Linked DNA regions of Homo sapiens: regions 2 and 3 are each linked to region 1. The links are chromatin loops, found by intact Hi-C in ENCODE. Cell type or tissue: K562. All regions are shown on one strand.

Region 1 (2,500 bases):
GAATGTATAAGTGTATAAAATAGCAAAACTACTTTTGAAAATAAGCTGACAATATTTAGTAAATTAAAGAAATGTATACCAAAGACCTGGCAATTCCACTTCTAGTTATATGCCCTAAAAAATCTGTTGTCCATGTGGATAGGGAAGTATACATAACAATGTCCTGATATCGGTACATATAGCAAGAATTGAAAAGAACCTACACAGCCATCAATAGTACAACAGATACATGAATTATGGCATACTCACTAAAAAATACTACACATTGTATACCTACATCAGAGTTACATATATAAATATGAATGATCTCAAAAGCAACATTGAAGAAAAAAACTGTTGCAAAATGACATAGAATGATACCAAATTTTATACACTATTAAAACATGAAAAACACTATATATATTTATCAATACAAATATATGTATCAAAATATAAAAATATGCATTATGGAAAAATGATCAGTAAATTCAGAATGATAATTAACTCTTGGTAGTGATGGACACAGCCTCACGACAAGGTATACAGTAAGTTTTAATTATTTTTGTAATATTTTTTCTTTAAGAAAGGCAGAGCTAGAAAAATGTTAAAATACGATAAAACTGGATGCTGCAAACATGGATATATGTTATTATTCTCTATCATTTGCAGTGTTTTAAAAATATTTTCTAACAAATTAAGAAAAATTATTTTTTAAAGTCTAATTAAGCACAATGAACTCTAGGAAGTGTTCAATCCTCTTGGCCAGAAAGGAATACCACAAAGAAATAAAATAATGTTTAATTAATTGTTATAATATGCAACCATCTTTGCTATTGTAAACTCTTCAAAACCCTTTTTCATTAATTCACACCACGTATGTCAGCCTTTTGTATTACTAATCCTAGCATATGATTATAGATTAGTCAGTCTACTTTGTAACATGCTTAATTACCCAGCAAATCTCCATTCTCTGTATTGTTTTGCCTTATATTGGCTATAGGGTATATTTAACTGTTTCCTGCAGTTCTTCTTGCAGCTGAAAATTTCATACCTGGGTTGGCTGATATTTATTAAGTTTAAAAGAAAGTAACCTTCATGGTTACAACAGAATTGTGAGCAGTATCAGGCCTTCGCTGAGACCATAGCTCCTATGTGTAGCTTCCATTTCTTCAGTTACACAATATTTTTATCTAAGTCAACAGCCTGTGCAGGCATCTTATGATATGAAATGATAAGAGAAACCAGCTACATAGACTAGGGAAAAAATATGGAATGCCTTTTAAATTGTTACAAGAAAAGAAAGAACACTATACACAAGAGGAAACTGAATATAGAAAACAGAGCATCTCAATTCTGTTCTGCCACTCACTGTGTGGCCTTAGACCTTAGGCAACCCACTTCCCCCTCTCTCAACCTGGGTTTACTCGTGGAGATAATGACACTGCCCTGCAAATCTCACAGGACTGGTGTGATGGCCAAAAGAGATGATGCATGAGGAAGTGCTTTGTGAACTGAAATGCATTTCAGAACCACAAGTGAGAATGTCATTATTCTGACCCTTTCAGAACTAAAGAGTATACTGGTAAAATGAATATACTAAAATTCTTTGAAACAAATAGATTAAGGAAAATTAACTTAATGGCCTCAGCAAATGATGGTTTGTACATGTGTGAGTCTATCTGTCACAGGAAAATTTCCATGAAAATATAAACACCTGCTAATGACATTTTAGAGAGGAACCCTGTTAAAAGTAGAAGTATCTAAGGAAGTTGAAGAAAGGTGTTTTAAATACCATCTTCCAAAATTACTCAAGTAGTAAACTAAATGATGATTGCAATTTGTGTGCAAAGACTAAGGTAGATACTTGGTGACAGAGGGTGACAAGATGCAGAATACTGTGTGTTGCTGTTTTCTTTAAAGCAGTGGCTCTTAAAGTGAACTCAATGGACTCCTGAGATCCATGAGAACCTTTCAGGAGTTCATGAGGGCAAAATTATTTTCATAATGATATTAAAATGTTATTTACCCTTTTTGATATGTTAATATTTTCACAGATGATATGAAAGCACTGGTGGGAGAACTGCTAGCAGCTTAGCATAAATCAAAGCCTTGGCACCAAACTTTACTGAGTCATTGTACTCTTCACTGCCATGCACTGTCATTAAAGCAAGCAAAGTCTGTTTTATTTAAGAATGTCTTCGATGAAGGAGTAAAAATCTTAGTTCCATTATATCTCAAATTAAATGTGTTTTATTATTCTGTGTGGTGAAATGGCAAATACACATAAAGCACTCACTGCAACTAGAGTACAATGGTTGTTTAAGGAACAGCACTCCTGGTTGTTTCCGTTGCAAGCTGAACTAGCCACTTTTTTCCACCAAACACTTTTTACTTAAAGGGACAACTGACAGATAAGCTATTATTATTTAGACTTGGATTTTTGGCAGACATTTTCACAAAAATGGACAAAGTTAATCTGTCACTTCAAGGAAAACAACTGACAGTATTCATTACCAATGAT
Region 2 (2,500 bases), 83 kb after region 1:
AACTACCCTATATACTCTAGCAGTGGATACATGTTATTACAAACTTGTCCAAAGCCATAGAATGTACAACATCAACAGTGAATGCTAATGTAAAATGTGAAATTTGGGTGATGATGTGTCAATGTCAATTCAACTGTAACAAATGTACCAGTTTGGTGGGGGATACTGATAAATGGGGAAGTCTATGAATGTATGGGAACAGGAGTAGGTACATAGAAAATCTCTGTATGTTCCGTTCAATTTCTCTGTGAAACTAAAACTTCTCTAAAAATTATGTCTATTTAAAAAATTCTAGCATAAATCTGTCTTTATTTATTTGGTATCTATGTCAACAAATTTTCAGAAATATTTAAAGGCCTTTCATTTTTATATATGAGATCACATTGATTATCACTGGACTCTGTGTGTGTGTGTGTGTGTGTGTGTGTGTGTGTGTGTGTGTGTGTGTGTCCAGTTTTAAAGCAGAAAAGGGGTTACTGACTGGGAAGCTGTAATGATGAGATCTCTTGATAAAGTAATGCAGTGTAAGCAATCTTTAGAGACTCTTTCAATTTGATGATGTTTTCTGACTTTTATCCTTTGGGCTGAATCAAGAAAAATAAAACAATTTACAAAACTAAGACTCTGCTACCCACAGCAAATGGGGGAGGCAGGGAAGACTATATTGATTGTCAATATATAGCAACATTATATTTTTTAAATTTATCCTTATGAAAATTATCTCTCATTATTAAAAGAGCTTCTCTGATGTTTAAAGAACTGGTTAACTATATTCTATATAGATATATATTACATTCTAATTATATTCTATATATATTTTTCTATCTATTTTCTTTATATAGTCCTTAGTTTATCATTTCTGTCCATTTTCTACACAAATAAGATGGGAACCTCAAAAAAGGAAATAAGCACCTCTATTATACAATCTTAAATTGGGTTAGAAAACTTAGTACCTTACTTTTGGATCCTAAAAAATATTTTATTGATATATTCCAGAATTTAAGATCTTAATTTTCTTATATATTTGCTCTAAATGGCACTTGAAATAAGAAACTAAAGAGTGATTAATATTTGGCCAATGTTACATGAATGTTACTATTTATCTTGTTATTCTTATTTTAACAGTATTTACCAATACTGTCGAGTCACTAAGTTTTGATTTTTGGTTCCACTCCTTCTAGTTTCACTTATGCATTTTAGTCCTGATCTTTGCACTAAACATGCTTATGTGTACCATATTCTGTAATAAAATATAACTAGGCAAAAACTATGATTATCTACCTCGCAGTAGGTAAAAATATAGAAGGTTCCAGAGTGATACTTCTCAAAATTATATCTGCTATATATAACATATAAACTTTGCATAAAAACAATATACCATTATAAAATATAATTACATACATTTTATATATATAGTATTTATTAAATCGAGAAAATATTTTCAAGTTACTATGTTCCCCATAAGTTTTACCATATTCATAATTTACAGTTTGTTTTTATTCCTTGAGAGAATTTTTTTTCTTACTTGGAACTATTTCCTATTTGTTCCAATTGTGTTTCCAACTTCCTTAGAAATGGCCATAGCAATACAATTTTTATTGATATACTAGCTCATGGGGCATTGTTTCTTGTTGTTAGGTGTAAATCCAGTAATAATAAAAATAAGTTCCATAAATACAAAACAGTAAAATTCAACCAAAATCAGGCCTGATATTAAGGGGATTTGAATACATATACAGAATATAATTGAACACTTTAAGCAATTCTACAAATTTTAAGAAATAGAGATATAGATTGAGATTTTCACAAACTAAAACAATTATAGTGATATAGTTCAACTCAGTCTCTTAACTTACAACTATGCTTGTGCGTATCTGTCCAAATTCAATTGTATTTCTGGCCTATAAGATTATTTGCTTCAATCAACCAACATAGAGAAAAAAATCCCAGGCTAAAAAGTAAATATAATGTCTACACTGGCAGTACCCTATCTCACAGATATATTGTGACAAAATCTTACTATTAATATCTGTAAATATTATACACCTTTCATGAAAATATGAAAGCTAAATAAATATATAAGGGTAAACAAATAAAATCTAAAGGTAAAGTTTTATTTGGTGCATTTGAGAAAAATACAAAAGAAAAGGAAACTTTGGGTCTTATTGGTGATGTAGGAATCTGGAGATTGAAGACGTAGGCAGTGGGGATAGTGCAGGAGTGAAAAAACAAGCAGTTACAAAAAATTATTTAAACTTGCCATCTTAATGTAATATGCTTTGAGTCGGCCTTTATTTCTATGTATGGAGAACAAAAAGTTTCTAGGCAGAAAAATATTATAAAATTGATAGTACAGACAGTGAACTACTACAATTTAAAAACATCTGACTCTTTCTGGCCAATCTTACTTTAATGGTATCATCATACAAAAGAAAGAAAATTACATGGAACAAATGAGAAAAAAAAGTACCTTTGTCATAAACTTTCAAATATAACATTA
Region 3 (2,500 bases), 250 kb after region 1:
AATGGCTAAGACATGGAATCAACCTAGGTGCCCATCAACAGTGGACTGAATAAAGAAAGTGTGGTACAAATACACCATGGAGTACTACACAGCCATAAGAAAGGATGAAACCATGTCCTTTGCAACAACATGAACGCAGATGGAGGCCATTATCCTAAGAATAAATTAATGCAGGAACAGAGAACCAAATATTGCAAGTACTCACTTAAAAGTGGGAGCTAAACATTGGTCACTCATGAACATAAAGATGGCAATAATAGACACTGGGGACTACTTGAGTGGGGAGGGAAAAAGGGGGAAAAAGGTTGATAAACTAACTATTGGCTATTATACTCACTACCTGGATGACGGGATCAATCATACCCTAAACCTCAGCATCACACAATATACCCAAGTAACAAAGTGCACATGTGCCCCAGAATCTAAAATAAAAGTTGAAATTACTTTTTTTAAAGTCCACAATATGATAAAGTGTGCTAAGGAATCATACCTCCTTGAAAATAACTAAAAACATCACTTCTCCCATTTATAAAGCAAAAGTGAATATTCAAAGATAACTGCAGGAGGTTAAGTTCATTAGCCAATATTCCCCTAGCACCTAAGGCAGTTTTCCGCTTTTTTTTTTCAGTATGCTCTTATTACTGCCTAATTATCCATATTGCTTTTCTTCCTTTTTGTTAAACTGAAATTCACCCAAGCAGTTTAACCTTTCATTTAGAATCATTAAATACACTCCCCTCCCCTCACTGATAATTGGCCTCTTTCTTTATTAACTGATTTCCCCCCTTGATTTATTACAAACCTTTTTTGCCAAATTTGGATCCATTCTGTTAATACATTCTTTACCTTCTTGCAACTCAATTAACACAGTGTCATTGTTACCAAAGCTTTCCTATTATTTCTTCAAGTTCTTATTGCTCTTTAAAGATCATCTAGTAGAATAATGAATTTTTAATAAACCCGGAATATTTTAATGATTCTTACTTAATTCTATGGTAAAATTTATGTGAGACATACTATTCTTCACACTGAAATGTTTCCTACTGTACTGTCATAATACTATACGGTAACTTTCTAGCAATCCAAATACACAAATCCTTGCAATATAACTTATGACTTCTAAAAGTACAGAAAGCCATATTATAATTATCATATCCATAGCTAAATCAAACCAAGCCAGCTTCTTCAACAGCAGTTCCAACATCCATACAATTTTTAATAAAGTGAAACTTATACTTGTGCCATCAGTAAGTATTAATGTAACCTCTGAGTATGAGTAAACCTGTCACTAGATTATGCAAAGGAATAACCTTTCATGGGCCCTTGAGGTTTCTCCTTAATGGAAATAAACAATTTTTTTAAAAGGCATTCCTGTTCTCTTCTTGGAAAGAAATACTTTCCTGAGCTCCAAGGCACTGATAAAATTTGGTGGGTGTCGTTTTAAGGCCTTTCCCTTTCTTATCAGCTACCGACACATTTCCCAGCCTTGCCACCTCTACTCACCAAAACAGTGCCTTTTTTTTTTCTAAAAGGAAAAGAAAAATGAAAGGTATCTACTGACCTTGGATCAAATAAGGTTATGTTTAAGTTTAGTTTAGAGATTTCTTCCACTTTTCCAAGACCTAAAATATGAAGCAGAATATAGACTATGGTATCTTTATTTAGCAAGAACCAGCGGACACTGTGTTTACCAGTGGGAAACACATCTTAAGTTGACAAGAGATATGGAGATAACCAGAACAAAATTAACCATTAGAATATTAAAAACTCTACTCCCAGAATAAATTACAAGGAACAAAGAAACAAAGATTTCTACCACTATCTTATTTTGAGTAATTTTAAATAAATAGGAAAGGATTTTGATCTCATCCTTCTGTAAAACGTCTACCTGCCAACATTTATGTTTGCAATTTTCAATAATTGCAACTACAGACATAATCTTTATAAGTATATATTCATTTGATGTCTTTCACCAATAAAGACCTGGTGTTCCAAGTCTCCTATCTGTTCCAGAATTTCTATTTCATGTGCCAATATAGCTCTTCTTTAAAAAATTTCAAGTCAGTTTTGACTCCAACTTTAAAACTATGCAACATAGTTTTCTGATATCCTGAGGGATTAATTCTTATGTTGAACTTCCTAACAATTCCATTTTGATCCCTAAAGCTATTTTCATGCATTTTTTAAATGAAAGAGACCTTAAAGATCAACTAGTCTGTACCTCTTATTCTGCAGATGATGCAATTGATCCAAGGAACAGTTAAAGTAACCTGTGCAGGGTCACTCAGCCAATTAAAAATGATGCAACTCAAAGTAGAAACAAGATGTCCCAAAGCCTAGACCCATAGTCTTGCACTGAAGAACTGGCAAATAGAGGCTTTCAGATTTGTTTCACAGAAAAGAAAATAATACTTTTTAAATTAGTCAATTATGTAAATAAAATCGGTGTTTTCAAACACTTAATAATCTTTTGTAAAAGTACATTTCCTTGTACATAGTA

What was found. Hi-C counts contacts between places; a loop is a spot of excess contacts. Peaks named below come from ENCODE experiments on the same cell type or tissue, not always from the same donor. Only the 100,000 strongest peaks of a DNase experiment are listed, where the experiment ranks them.
Region 2: a loop joins it to region 1, with 2.4 times the contacts of the local background. A loop is called at or near these places in 1 of 110 quality-filtered maps.
Region 3: it touches region 1 in a loop (2.4-fold over the local background); 1 of 110 quality-filtered maps calls a loop at or near these places.

What each region holds. Positions count from the first base shown.
Region 1 is chr7:111,222,720-111,225,219 of GRCh38, forward strand. The region is part of intron 3 of IMMP2L (inner mitochondrial membrane peptidase subunit 2); the gene reads right to left. It overlaps LOC124901725 (a long non-coding RNA gene), which reads right to left. Exons shown (of 2, transcript XR_007060477.1): 1 at 1-2,500. Among named protein-coding and RNA genes, the nearest start is that of LRRN3, 130 kb to the left of the region's middle. In K562, no CTCF peak of the experiment used is centred here; a DNase peak (open chromatin) is centred at 1,412.
Region 2 is chr7:111,306,206-111,308,705 of GRCh38, forward strand. All of the region lies in intron 3 of IMMP2L (inner mitochondrial membrane peptidase subunit 2), which reads right to left. Among named protein-coding and RNA genes, the nearest start is that of LRRN3, 220 kb to the left of the region's middle. In K562, no CTCF peak of the experiment used is centred here; no DNase peak of the experiment used is centred here.
Region 3 is chr7:111,473,895-111,476,394 of GRCh38, forward strand. The region is part of intron 3 of IMMP2L (inner mitochondrial membrane peptidase subunit 2); the gene reads right to left. Among named protein-coding and RNA genes, the nearest start is that of IMMP2L, 87 kb to the right of the region's middle. In K562, no CTCF peak of the experiment used is centred here; DNase peaks (open chromatin) are centred at 1,447 and 2,287; H3K4me3 peaks cover 240 bases.